2 separate regions of the Homo sapiens genome follow, and region 1 is linked to region 2. Evidence: chromatin contacts called from ENCODE Hi-C or POLR2A ChIA-PET data. All regions are on one chromosome and are shown on one strand. The core of a region is the stretch at or near the end of the contact, and the rest is flanking DNA. Distances in the headings are between cores, read along the strand shown.

Evidence for each region. A loop is a pair of places that touch in the nucleus more often than their neighbours do. ChIA-PET counts read pairs that join two places held with the same protein, here RNA polymerase II (POLR2A). Pooled maps may share reads with other maps.
Region 1: a loop to region 2 is called in a pooled map, with 2.1 times the contacts of the local background. The contact joins the promoter of CLIP4 here to the promoter of WDCP in region 2. A Hi-C loop is called at or near these places in 1 of 50 pooled maps. POLR2A ChIA-PET finds 5 or more read pairs at or near these places in 2 of 52 experiments (GM12878 and PC-3).

Annotation. Positions count from the first base shown.
Region 1 is chr2:29,112,854-29,119,873 of GRCh38, forward strand. CLIP4 (CAP-Gly domain containing linker protein family member 4) reads left to right here and starts at 2,562. Exons shown (of 16, transcript NM_024692.6): 1 at 2,562-2,812. LOC105374386 (a long non-coding RNA gene) reads right to left here and starts at 1,891. Exons shown (of 3, transcript XR_007086265.1): 1 at 1,816-1,891. RefSeq lists silencers at 2,423-2,782, 2,973-3,212.
Region 2 is chr2:24,045,066-24,052,432 of GRCh38, forward strand. It overlaps WDCP (WD repeat and coiled coil containing), which reads right to left and starts at 2,326. Exons shown (of 4, transcript NM_025203.3): 1 at 2,249-2,326. It overlaps FKBP1B (FKBP prolyl isomerase 1B), which reads left to right and starts at 4,676. Exons shown (of 4, transcript NM_004116.5): 1 at 4,676-4,821. The coding sequence starts at 4,785. It also overlaps the pseudogene RNU6-370P. RefSeq lists a silencer at 4,538-4,837.

The DNA of each region.
Region 1 (7,020 bases), core at 1,312-3,811, 5.1 Mb after region 2:
CCCATATCCAGTCCATGTAAAAGCAGTGACCTTGTCTTCTTTTGCTATTTCCTCTAACCCTTTTATCATGGTCGGGGTCCTGAGAGCTGCTGACAGATCTTCCTGCTGCCGAGTGTCTGAATTCCTGAATGCTGCTCTATGCAGCCATTCTGGGTCTTTAATGCCCCCAAAGACAGCCTGTGTAGGTTAGCAAAGTAGTGAATCAACATAGGCCTTCAGATCAGACAGACTTAGGTTTGAATCTTATTTCTGCCCCTGGCTACATGGAGCAAGTCACGCAGCCTCCCAGAGTCTGCTTCTTCATTTGTAAAGTGAAGACAAGATTTCCATAGGTCAAGTGCCTTACAGTGGTCAGTGAGTAATGCCCTTTCTCCACACTGTGATGTTGACCAGTAAGTTGATCACCTCCTGACGCTGTGGATTATTGCTATACTTTTCAGGAACTTTGTGTCTCCAGATAGAATTGAATCTCAGCAGCTACAGTTGGTCCACATCCCCATGTGCCTTCCCACCCCAATGAATAGTTCAAGTTCCAAGTTCTGGCCACATATCATTGTCCAGTCTCACTCTGGTTAACTGGGCAATACCTGGTTCTAAAGCTTGTATGTCACGAGGTATTCTAGGAAGCATGACTCCAACGAGCACTTGCATTCTTGATGATGGTATAAAGAAGTAACGTCAGATTTTTGAACAAAGGCAACTAAGTGAGTGGGAGACTCTGGTGGCTTGGTATCCTGGGAATTTGCCTATGTATCATACAGTGTTTGGGTGTAGCAGATAAAGCCAGTGGCCTGGCTGGTTCTAACAGAGATCTTTATTATAACTAAGAACAACTGAGCTAGCCATGCCTTGTCACCTACTAATAGTGGTATTTCAGATGGATAATTTAAATCAGCAATAAAAGTGAACTGTATACGTTTGGAAACTTCACCAATAGCTACTCTGTTACACACAGATCTTTATGACTTTCTGTGGTTCAATGACAATTGGCCTCATTTATAGGTGCTTGAAGCCAACCAAGGGCAGATTGCCTTCCTTCTTTTAACCAGCTAAAGAGATGGGTGGGTCAGACAAGAAGAGGGTATGATGAAAGCAGGGAAAGGGAGGTGGACTCTTCAGAGGGAGGAGGAAGTATCCGTGTCACATTATCTCTGAGAGCACTCGCAGATGCTGAGCCTGCAGAGACAGAGAAACTGGCAGCTGACCAGGGTCAGGGATGGTCATGTATTCAAATATTGTGGGTTTTAGTCAAGTGTGCTCCACCCGATTCAACAATGTGATGTGACTGCTCCTAGCAACTATTTTGATATGGTGAATGTTGTTAAGCATAGGACCTAAGAAGAGGTGGCAGTCTCTTTCCTCTCCGCACTTGGCAGGCCACCCACTCATTCCTGATAATCACATTTAAGAGAGCTCTGGACAAGCTGGAATGCATCCAAGAGAATCCCTCAACATGCTGGTGAGTGGGATTGTGACCAGGTCATATCAGGAGTAGCCTAAGGGACAGGTAATGTGTGTCTTGGATGAATTGGAGTCAGACTTAAGAGTCCCCAGGGCAGAAACAAAATCCAGTGAGGGAGAGATGCAGGGAGCTGGATTTTAGCTCCTAAGGTAGAAAATTTCCAAAAGGCTGATCAAAGATTAAATGGCTGCCTTAAAAGGTAATGAGTTCCTTGTTAGTGGAGGTGTTCAACCACTGCTTGGTGGGAAGACACTGTAAGGAGGATTCAGGCAAGTGGGAAGGGGGCTTTTTCCAGTCCCTGAAATCAATGATTCTAACAGGAAAAGATGCTCCGGGGTGCGGTGAGCGCTTACCTCTGCTCTTGCAGAGACACTGACAGACGTTCATTCAACATCTGTTCCTGCCAGGCACTGTGCGCGCTGAACACAGAAGTACAGCCTCTATGAAGCAGCCGCTGTAGGCCTCAGAGACAGCTGATAGATGTAACACTGTTGTCTCCATGTTTCAAACTTCGGTCATGGTCTTACTAGGTCTCCTCATTAAGGGGACTCACTATGTGTCCAGTAACGCTTTCTTGTTACCAGATGACAGAGAGTCAGGCTGTCAGAGTTCACGACTTTAGGTGCACAGTTTCACCCTGTCTGGTCCTTGGGAGACGGAGAAGGGGTCAGGAGAAAACGTGGGTGAAGAGGCAGCAAAGCCGCAGGAGATATGAACTAATTGCTCAACGTGGGTGTAGCACGGATTAGGCCTTTTACAGCAAGCGCTGCCAGCAGGGAACTGGTGGATGTACTCTTGACCACGCTCGGCTGGACTCTGGGGAGCCCAAGACGGGTAAGACTAGGTCCCCGGCCCCAGCAGCTGGTGGGGGCGCCGCAGGTTAGAGACGTGAGGCCGCGAGGCTGAGGGCTGTGAAGGCGGTGGGCACGCACGGCGTGCCGGGGCCGCCTGGCTTCGCGGCGGGGGAGGTAACACTGCGACACCCCGCAGACGCTGTCAGCCGGGGTCGCGGCCCCGCGTGCGCCCGATCATCTGACTGCTGGGGAGTGCGGGGGCGCGGGAGCCAGGCGAGCCAGCGCAGGCGCGCGCTGCCTCCTCCGTCCCCACCGAGTCCCCAGCGCGTGCGCGGGGCCGTGGCCGAGGCCTGCGCGCCGCCCGGCCGCCTGCACTGCGCGCGCGCCCACCCCGCGTGGGAGGCAGCGGGAGGGGCCCGGAGAGGTGTGGAGCGGCGCGGCGGGAGGCTCCGTGGGCGGCCACGGGAGACAGCGCCGGCGGGAGCGCGCCTCTCGGCCTTTCCTCCGCGCCCCCGCGTCCCCAGCCGGCCGCTCCGAGAGGACCCGGAGGAGGCAGGTGGGCCGGGGGCGCGCGGGGCCCCCCCGGGCCGCGGGCTGGCCGGCGGCGGGGTTGGGGCCGGGGTGGGCGGCCCTGGGGGCCCGCGGGGAGGTCAGTGGCCCCGGGAGGGTCGCGCAGAGGCGCTGGGGGCTGTGGAAGCCCCGCGGCCGCCTCCCGTGGGCACCGGTGTCGCTGGCCGCGGGGAGGCCTTCTCGGGGCGGAGCGGCCCACCCGGCGGGGATGGGGACTCCTCGTGGCGGCCGCTGACGGACGGCCCAACTTTAGGTTGAGGGGCGCGGGGTGTGCGGGACCCGGCGGCGGAGCTGGGCTCTGGGCCACGACCGCCAGCCGCGGCTGCCCCGAGAGTCCCCGCACGCGCAGTGGCTTTCCAACGCGGCCTCTTCCCATTTCTCACTTGACTCCCCTTGCGCATTAAATTGTCGAGAAACCTTTGGCCAGTGGGTCTTCAAAGCTAAACCAAATGGCTGTCCTTGCAGTCCTTGGCTACCTGAGATCCCTTAATTCTGAACCATCCGCACCTGGGAGGGGAAGTTGAAAGGAGCGCTGGAGCTGAGCCCGCATCCTTAAGGATCCCATTCACTGCTTATGATGGTAGAGCTTTGAATTAGATGTCAGGCTGTTCACGTCATCCAGACTCTGGTTTTCAGCTCTGTGCTGAGACAGTGTTTTGATACGTATCAGAGGATGATGTTCCTATGGGACAATAACTTGCTGTATGTTCTGAGATACTAGACTGCGTTCATATTGTAGCACCATCATCGTATAAAACGGGCGCCTTTGAAAGGTTTCAGTAAACACCTTCCTCAGGAACATCCGCCAGCACTTAAATTGTACTTCACTTTCACTTTGACGTTTGTTGTTTGTGAATCTTGTGCACAATTTAAAGTGAGTCGTCTAAACAGCACAGGATCACGTGGTGCGGGGCATTGAGCAACTGGGGAGGAAAGCAGAGACTTGAACCTGCTGGAGTCTAGTTGGTCTGCGTTTTTATGTTGGAGAACCATCCTGGTTCCAGCTTATTTTGCTTTCGTAAATATGATGCATTTTTTAAATGCTTTCATTTGATACGGTCTATCTGGACTGTAAGATTGAGTCTAGCCATGCATGGAATGTGTTTACTTCTGTTTTGTAGAAGATTTAGCCCATGGTATTCTATTTGTAGGATTCATTTCAGACATTTTGTGTTTACCACATACAGTCCCACCAGCAAGGGCTTTTAAAAAAGTGACCTATGTTGTCTCTCATAGCTTATGACAACTCCAATTTTGACACGTGTTTGAAACTAGTGATCTTTAGATTATATAAAATCAACTTCACTCTTTCTCCCTGTTCAAACCTCAAACTCTGGTTACTTTTAGGCTTACTGCTCCCTTGTTAATTATTTATAATGAACTATGGAGCTATAGGCTTGCTTTAGTGTGTTAACCTTTATTTGTGTCTTGTTTCAGGCATTTGTATATTGTTTTCTCATCTGGAGAGTGAGCTGCACTGTTTTCCTTCAGTGCTGTTTAGAAGAGCTTTCGGAGACCAGAAACATGTTCTTTTTGCATTACCCAATATGGTAGCACTAGCCACATATAGCTTTTGACCACTTGAATGGGGCTAGAGCAGTGGAAGCACTGAAATTTTAATATTTTTTTTCTTTTCCTTTTCTCTCTCTCTTTTTTTTGTTTTTGTTTTTTTTTTTTGAGACGGAGTCTCGCTCTGCTCTGTCACCCAGGCTGCAGTGCAGTGGCCTGATCTCTCCTCACTGCAATCTCTGCCTCCCAGGTTCAAGCGATTGTTCTGCCTGAGCCTCTCGAGCAGCTGGGATTACAGGCGCCTGCTACCACACCCTGTTAATTTTTGCTGTGGGGTTTCACCATATTGGCCAGGGTGGTCTCGAACTCCTGACCTGAAGTGATCTGCCCATCTCGGCCTCCCGAAGTGTTGGGATTACAGGCATGAGCCACTGCACCTGGCCAATTTTTAAATTAATTTAAATAGTCACATGTGGCTAGTAGTTAGCTGGTCAGATGCCACAGCTTTAACTTATTAGTCTCCAGGAAGCCTTCGTTGACCCTCTTGAATCTGTGCTTTCATAGGACTCAGCTGTCCTTGGTCATAGCACTTACTACTTTCAACTTTCTGGTAGGAATCAACACTAGGCTGTAATTTATATGAGGGCAAGGACAGATCTGGTTTCTTTACCTTTGCATAGCTTAGAACTTAGTAAGAAAAACTGAATAAATATTTGTTAAATGCATAAATAGCTTTTTCAGGGCAGGTATTTCAATTTTTAATTCTCTCTAAGGCCAACTAAGTGTTCAGTACTGTAAATACCTGTTTAGTAGATTGTACAGATGTTATGTAGGTAGCAAATAAAAGGATCATTGGAGTTATGCTTTAAATACTTACGTGGTGAGATTGGAATCTCAGGAGAATGATGACTCATAACAAAGTATTACAGGAAATTGAATGAAAGGGCCTCATGATTCCAGCTAATGTAGACACAGCTTTGGTCTCCTATTAGTTGAATAACTCAAGGACACTCTTGAACCATATCTCAAATCTGAAGTCTCCTGGCTTCAGTAAGGCCCTTTTATGGGGTCCAGACAGTCCTGAACCAGCCTGAAGATGCTAGTGGACATCCCCATTTATTACTGCTCTGTGTTAAAGCATGGACCAAGGAGTCTTGGAAAAAAAATCACAAGGTATTTGAGCCACGTTATGTAAGATGCTTTTGCTAACAGCTAACTTGGAGTGATGAGTAGGGTGAAATTCCTATAGAAATCAGAGTTTGGGGAATTTGATTCTAGCTATTGTTAGTATCAGAGGCACCTGTTCTGTAGACAGTTGATTAGTGCCAATTTTTTTTTTTTTTTTTTGAGATGGAGTTTCGCTCTTCTTGCCCAGGCTGGACTGCAGTGGCGGGATCTCGGCTTACCGCAATCTCTGCCTCCCAGGTTCAAGCGATTCTTCTGCCTCAGCCTCCTGAGTAGCTGGGATTACAGGTGCCCTCCACCATGCCCAGCGAATTTTTTGTATTTTTAGTAGAGATGGGGTTTTGCCATGTTGGTCAGGCTGGTCTCGAATGCCTGACCTTGGGTGATCCACCTGCCATGGCCTCCGAAAGTGCTGGGATTACAGGTGTGAGCCACCATGCCTGGCAGGGCCAATATATATATATATATTTTTAACCTGAGGCTTACTTTATAATCAGTTATCACCAGTTAACCATAGTTGGATTTGGAATGAAAGTGTGTACTCAGTTCAGATCAGTATACTTAGACATTTGACCAAGAGTCCAGGTGTTGTAGGTCTTCAGATCCAGGAATTGCTTTTAGGAAATGAATCTGAGACTATAAGGAAGTTTATAGGGGTACATAGTTTCCTTTGGGAGGACAAAAGGTAGAATGTTAAGTTTTTCACGAAAATAAGGAAATGTAACTAGAGAAAAACGCAACAAAGACAAAATACAAAGAATGTTCACTGCATTGGTCAGGTAATATTGTAGCTTCTTCTGGACTTGAAGTATCTAATATGTAAAAGAATGAAGCTGGTTACATCTGATTGCATGAATCCTCTTTCCACTTTGAATCTAAGCTTTGAATATTAGTTAAATATGTGTAACACACTATTCTAGCTCCTGTGGTGACTGCTAGTTGTGTACGATAGAGTTCGTATCTTTGAGGATCTCAACAGTTTACAAGGAAATGAAAGGTGCTCTGGGGATCACTTAAAATTTTTTTTTTTGAATGGGAGACTCCACCCTTTGAAAGGGAAGTCATGTGGTGACTCCTCTTAACCGACTCAGACAGATATCCACTGAATCTTTTTGCTGAAGAATTAAGAGTATAAAAACATGTCTGAGTCCCAAACCGTGATTATAGTCAGATTAATTTTCCTAAAACAGCTTTAATCATGTTACTCTCTTTAAAAAAATCAGTAGTTTCCCAGTGCTCATGAAAGTAAGTGGTTTGGTCTTTGATGAGGTATTTGCTCCTCAGTACAGCCCTAAAAAGCCCTTACAGCCTCACCTCTGACTGTTTTCCTAGTCATATCCCAAGTTCCAGCCTACTGTTCTTTTAATGGGATCCCCTTTTATATTGATACCTATTCATCATTCAAGACTCATCACAGATGATACCTTCTTCACCATTTATGATTCTTAGAAGCTCCAACTGCAAATGTTCCTGGTACTTATGTGATGGAGCAGATCCCAT
Region 2 (7,367 bases), core at 1,076-3,575:
ACCTGAGAAGGAAGAAAGTTGACAAGTAATTTGAATGCCACAAAGTGAAAATGAAGCAAGTTTGCAACTATTTCAGTAGAGAAAGAAGGCCATATTCAAGAGATGCTTTTAAGGCAGATGGAATAGACAGTGATATCGATAGGATATAAGTAGTGAGGAGGAAAAAAGAATTAAGGATAACACCCAGATTTTTAGCTTGAGAAACTGCTGAACCATTAACCAGAGCATGTTTCAAAGGCAAGGAAGGCAGGGCAGGCTGGGTGTGGTGCCTCATGCCTGTAATCCCAGCACTTTGGGAGGCTGAGGCAGGTGGATCATCTGAGGTCAGGAGTTCGACACCACCCTGGCCAACATGGTGAAACCCTGTCTCTACTAAAAATACAATATTAGCTGGGCGTGGTGGTGTGTGCCTGTAGTTCCAGCTACTTGGGAGGCTGCAGCAGGAGAATCGCTTGAACCCGGCTGGCGGAGGTTGCAGTGAGCCGAGTTTGCGCCACTGCACTCCAGCCTGGGTGACAGAGCAAGACTCCATCTCAAAAAAAAAAAAAAAAAAAAGAGAGAGAGAGAGGAAGGAAGGAAGGAAGGAAGGAAGGGGGAGGGGGAGGGAAGGAAGAAAGGAAAGGAAGGGCAGGCACAGTGGCTAACACCTGTAATCCCAGCACTTTGGGAGGCTGAGGTGGGAGGATCACTTGATGCCAGTATTTCAAGACCAGCCTAGGCAACACAGGGAGACCCCAATTCTACAGAAAAATTTTTAAAAATGAGGTGGGTGCTCACTTTGGCAGCACATATACTAAGACTGAAATGATACAGAGCGTAGCATGGCCCCTGCACAGGGATGACTTGCAAATTTGTGAAGCGTTCCATAAAAAAGGAAAATAAAAAATAATAAAAATAAAAATAAAAATTAGCTGGGTGCAGCGTCCCACACCTGCAGTCCTAGTTACTATGGAGGCTGAGAGGATTTGAGCTCAGGAGTTCAAGGTTACAGTAAGCTATGATCACACCACTGCATTCCAGCCTGGGTGACAGAGTGAGACCCTGTTGGGGAGGTGGGGGTGGGGGCAGTAGGGGAGGAACGTGTGTAGTATGTGACAAATTGAAATTAACATGTGCTTCATGTAAGATGTCTACATGGTACCAATGTACCTTAGGCAGTCAGAGGTAAGGATTTGGAAATCACTGACATAGGGTTAATCATTAAAGTCAAGGTAGTGGAGAACCTCACTGTATAAGATCAGAGGGCCAGGAGGACCAAGGTTTAAATGCTCTTCAGGCATTCCCCAACGCTACTGATTTTGCCTGAAACTAATTGTATACCTATTGTTTCACAATCTCCAGAGTATAAGTTTTTTGGAGAACATGAAATCAAGAACCCTGGGTGTTTTAGGAGGGAAAAGACCACTGTATTAGTTCAGGTCTCCGGAGAGGTGGTCAGAAAACTAAGAGCCGGTGCTCAGTATATAACCATTTAATTCTGTTTTTCATCTTCTTTAAAGACAACTCATGACGAGAATCAAGGGATTCAGGTGAACTGGCATTTCCAGCAGGTTTAAACAAAAGTACATCCCTCCCCCAACTTGTTTTCCAAGTTTATTGTATTTCCACTATAAAATGATTTCAAGTTCTTTACACTTATTTGGAAACAAAAATCATACACAAGAAAAAAATTAAGAAGAGTTAACGAAAAAACATTCATCCAAAGAAAATTATGACTAATCCCTCTAGACTCTTCTATGCATAGTTTGGCTGTCAAACTTTTTCAGTTATACTGTGCAACTTTGTATCACGGTTTTCATCTAACATTATATATTAGCATTTCCCTATGTTATTTAAAAGTTTAATAAATTAGTTTTAGAGGCCACTTCACATACACTCAGTGAAGTGACATAATGTACTGAACTGCTCCTAGCTGTACCCAACTTTATCCCGCTACCCGCTATAAATAAAGCTCGGACCGAGGTCTTAAGGCTTAAAGCATTTCCTGACTTTGGATGACTTCCTTGGGACATATTCCCAGGAGTGTTATTCACGAGTCACGGTCATAATCCCTCATTTACACCCACCCCTAGCTCGATCCTCATCCCGCGACCCCTCACACGCGGCCCGCCCCATTCTCCTCATCCTCTCTGCACGCCTGAATCTCCTCCTTCCCGCCCCCTACCCACCAAGAGCCGATCCACTTCCCTCCTGACCCCCTACAGCCTCCCCACACCCGCCAGGCCCGGCAGCAGTGGAGATGAAATACCTTAGGTCTCACTGCCTCACAAAAACACCAATCTCTCTGTGGCCGCCCAACATCACGCCGCCGCACATAAGAAGTTCTGGGCAGCCACCGGAAGCACCGGCCCTCAGTCCTCTGATAGGTGGGCGGTGATATCGGTCCTCTGATAGGTGGGTGGTCCTCTGATAGGATAGGCACGCTCCGAGATGGCCCCGTCTATTGGCTTTTGAATATGCACATTAGCAGAGGGTTCGTCCCACTGGCCAATAAGCTCTGGCTCTGCCGCACGGATCGCTGGGAGTGGTAGTCCCCGTAAAACCACCGACCGCAAGCCCGCCACATTTTCCCTCCCTTAAGCACTTGAGCTCTTTCCCCACTTCTCGTCGGTTCTCTTGTCTAAGGAGTCCAGGAGCCCTAGGATCACCACGGCTTTTTAACCTTCTTTAAAATCTGATAAAATCTCTCAGGAAAATGTTCTTATCTGTACACAAAATACTGTGCATTGAGCTGAAGCCGCTGCATGGGCCTGTCCCAGCTACAAATCCCTGTTCTACCCCGACCCTAAGCGTGCCTGCTCTGGCCGCAGCCTATGGATTTAGTGCGTCCCTTAGGCTTCTTCAGACCTATGAGGAATTCCAGGTCCTGACCCTCACAGTACAGTCGACAATCATCTTTCTTTAACAACACAGCCAGAACACCTTCAGGGATGCAGACAACCTCATCTGGGACCTAAGCATCCGGGAGAGTGGGGATGAGGAAATGGAGGAAGAACACCCTTGGGGCTCATTCTGGACCAGTTTGCCAGGCTTTTCTCCCCATGCCTATCTTCCAGTGCCACTCAGGAGAATCATATCTTCACATCAGTTTTTATGTTTTTCTTTTTCTTTTCTTTTCTTTTTTTAAAAATAAAGATGGCATGCCTGTAATCCCAGCACTTTGGGAGGCTGAGGCGGGCGGATAACCTGAGGTCGGGAGTTCGAGACCAGCCTGGCCAACATGGTGAAACCCTGTCTCTACTAAAAATTTAAAAATTAGCCGAACGCTGGTGTCTCACGCCTGTAATCCCAGCTACTTGGGAGACTGAGGCACGAGAATCGCTTGAACCTGGGAGGCGGAGGTTGCAGTGAGCCGAGATTGTGCCACTGCACTCCATCCTGGCGACAGAGTGAAGATTCTGTCTCAAAAAAAAAAAAAAAAAAAAGGAGAGAGAGAGAGACGGGATCTCGCTATGTTACCCAGGCTGGTCTTGAACTTCTAGGCTCAAGCAATCCTCCTGCCTCGGTCTCCTACAGTGTTGAGATTACAGGTGTGAGCCATTGTTCCAAAAATTGATATACTTGGCCTCACATCAATTTTTGGAACAATGCAGGTAATAATGAGGGGGAAAAAATTTTAAAAGTCCCAATTACCCTTTAAACAAATATTACCTCCTCCAAAAAATATTTTTCTAGATTCCTGAATGTATTTTTTGGTGGAGGAGGAACTCAAAGTAGAATTCATTTACATATTCATTCATTCATTCCACAGCACTAATCACTCCATGCAGTAACTGTGTGTCCCCGTCCCTCTCAGACTTAGTACCTGGAAGACAGCCAACCTGTCTTAATTCTATTGGTATCCCCAGGGCGCATTTCTTTGCCTTGAAAATTGAGTACCCAATAAATGTGCGTCGAGCAGAACTACACGAGATGGAGAACAGGGGTTTAGGGGTATGGGGGAGAGTCAGCAATTACTGGTGTCCTCCCTCCCTCCCCCAGCTCTGCTCCTACAGATCCAGGACGCCTAGCGAGGGTAGGAACCTCTTCTGTGCTTCCGCAACGCTCTGAACTGCACGGCACTGAGCGCATCTAATTAAAGTGATGGTTTCATTAGATAGCAACACAGCGAGACCCCGTTTCTACAAAAAATAAAAATAAAAAATAAAAGATTAGCTGGGCGTGGTTGCTCGCGCCTCTAGTCCCAGCTACTTGGGTGGAGGCTGAGGAAGAAGGATCGCTTGAGCCTAAGAGTTCGAGGTTGCTGTGAGCTATGATCGCGCCACTGGACTCCAGCCTGGGCGACAGAGCAAGATCCTCTGTCTAAAATAAAAATAAAAATAAAATGATGGTTTAATCGCCGGCCTTTGCCCCTTCTGCCCCCCACCCCCCACAAGTCTGTAGGACTGGGTTGACTTCCCAGAGCTTACTACAGATTAGATGCTAAATAAATGTCTATTGGACGGATGCGCGAATGAATGGATGGATGGAGGATGTGGTTGTGCTTACCACGCTCCCTGGTCAGTGGGTTAATGTCGTCAGGCGGGGCCAGGCTCGCTAACAGCCGGGCGGGGTCCCTTCCCCCGGGCCCCGCCCCGGCCGACCCCACCTTTCCGCGCGGCTCCGCCCCGCCGCCCCCTTGCCAGTGGCCCCTCCCCGCGCAGGTCCCGACTCCAGCCGCACCTCCTCCGGCTCTGCAGTGGCGGCGAGGAGGCGAGCCGGAGCGACGGCGGGGCTGGGGCCGGAGCCGAGCCGGGGTCGGGCAGCAGCAGGGACCCCCCAGAGGCGGGGCCTGTGGGACCGCTATGGGCGTGGAGATCGAGACCATCTCCCCCGGAGACGGTACCGGGCTCCCTCCGGAGCCAGGGGAGGGGAGGGGTCCCGGGGCGGAGCCCGGAGGGCGGGGGTCTGATTCGGAGGTGGCGTGGAGGGTGCTGAAGGGTCGGGGGGCTGGATGGGGAAGGCAGGCGGAGACGCCGGACGGGATTCTTGGGGGTCTAGGAGACCATCCTCCGCCATCCTCTTCCGCGCTCACCTAGGGGAATGTAGGCGGCAGCTCGGAGGCGGGGGTCTGCGGCCCGGAGGCGGGGGTCTGCGGCCCGCCACCGCCCCGGGCTTCTCCTGTCGCGGCTGCAGTCGTTCGGTTATCCGCTGCTGCTGATACCCCAGCCTGGGTTTCGGCTTCGCTTTCCCTGCCCTACTCGGCGAGCTCTGGAAAGCAGGACCTGCTCTCGGATACCCGCTGCTCGGGGACCTCCTCCTAGCGCGTCCCCCGCCGGGCCTCCCCTCGGTCGCTTCCCTGCGGGCCGGGCTGTGAGCGGCTGTGGGGACAGACCCAGGCTGGGGAAGGGGGAAGCGCTCCCTTGCCCGCTTCCGGATCTCGCTTTATCCTGCCGCCGCTTTCAGACTCCCTGGCCACCCTGTCCACTCCCATGGCCTCCACATTGAAGCTTCTAAGCCCAGCCCTGCGACCTACGGCCGAACCTCTCCCTGGACGTCCCAGGGTGCTCCCTGGTCAGCAAGTCCAAAACAGAACTCTCGCTTCCCACCTTCTCTCCTAAGTGATCCTCTTTATCCCCCTTCCGTGTCTCACTTTCCCAAGTCCTTGTATTACTGGGTCTGGGTGTGCAAGGAATAGCCATTTCTTTATTTCTTGAAATTTAATTAATACCAAAGCCCCCATTGTCTGCAGGGTTTGATGGGCAAACTTCATATCAGATATTATTAATATGAACAGCTCCCCTCCCCAGGAAATTGGATAACTTCTTGGCTCCAGGCCATCTTCCTTGTCCAATCCCAGCCACTACTTCAGATATCCCCTGGAGTACAGGCTTCTTTGCCCACGCAGGAAACATTGCTGCTGGGTCCCAGAAAGCATCTCCCTGAGGCCTTTTCATCCCTCAGCAGCCCCTGAGCTAATCTCCCCATCTTCAGTCTCTCCTCCCTGCTTTCAATCTCGTCCCCAATCTCATATTCACTCCCTTTCTATATCATAGCCTGAAGACTCTTCTTAAAATGCAGTGGCTCACGCCTGTAATCCCAGCACTTTGGGAGGCTGAGGCGGGCGGATCACAAGGTCAGGAGTTCGAGACCAGCCTGACCAACATGTTGAAACCCCGTCTCTACTAAAAATACAAAAATTAGCTGGGCATGGTGGTACGCACCTGTAATCCCAGCTACTCGGGAGGCTGGGGCAGGAGAATCACTTGACCCTGGGAGCCAGAGGTTGCAGTGAGCTGAGATTGTGCCATTGCACTCCAGCCTGGGTGACAGAGCAAGACTCTATCTCAAAAAAAAAAAAGAAAAAAAATGCATGTTTGACTATGCCCCTCCCTCAGGCAGAAGATGTTTTAATGATTCTTCCCTCTCCCCCAGGAGGGGCCTTTGGTGCTATGGTCTATTCTCATCTTCCACACTAGAGCTTCATCTCTCACCACCTGTCCTAAGCCCACCACTAACTTTTTCCTCCAGCTTTCCCAAGCTGCCTGCAAGTTGTCAAACACACCACTCGTTCAGCAAATATTTATTGAACGTGTGTGCTAGGCCCTAAGGTGACACAGTTGAAACAGACAGGGTTCCCGCTATTGCTGGACTGAGGGCCTTTGAACATGTTACATGTTGTTCCCTCTTCCCAGATGGTGTTTTTTCACTTCCTCTGGCAAACTCTTACTTGTCTTTCAAGACCTGGCTTCACCATTCTCTCCTCTATGATGTTTTCCTTGACTTCTGTGGTCAGTTAGCTGCTCCCTCCTCCAGGATCCCATAGAGTCCTCTAAATATCGGCTCTGTGGTTAGGCTTCCTTAGGCTTTGTATCCAGCCCCGTAGCTTTAAATTCCAGCCAAATTTATACCTCCAGTGCAGACTCTTCATCTGCCTACTTGCAATATAAACTCAGATGTCTAATAGGCATCTCAAGATTGCCACCCGCACAAATCTGTTCCTCCCGTCTTCCCTATCTCAGGAAATAGTTGCACTATTCATCCAGTTGCCCAAACAGAAAACCCAAGCATCGTTCTTGTTGTCTCCTTTGTCCTCATCCTGGACCCCATTTCCAGTCTGATTGCATGACCTGTCAGCTCCGCTTCGAAAATATGTCTCCAATCTTTCACTCTCTTCTCTGCTGCCACCACCTTAAATCAAGCTATCATTGATTTCTTGTCTGGATTATTGCAACAGACGCCTAACCGTCCATCCTACACATAGCAGCCAGAGTGATGTTATAAAATCTTAATTCAGATTATGTCATTCTCTGGCTTAAAACCCTCCAGTGGTTTCCTATTGCACTTAGTATTAAATCCGGCTCTTCAAGCCCTGCATGATCCATGTCCTTCCCACCTCTCTCCTCCCTCCCTTCTTTCCAGCACCTAGCCTCCTTGCTCACTGCAAA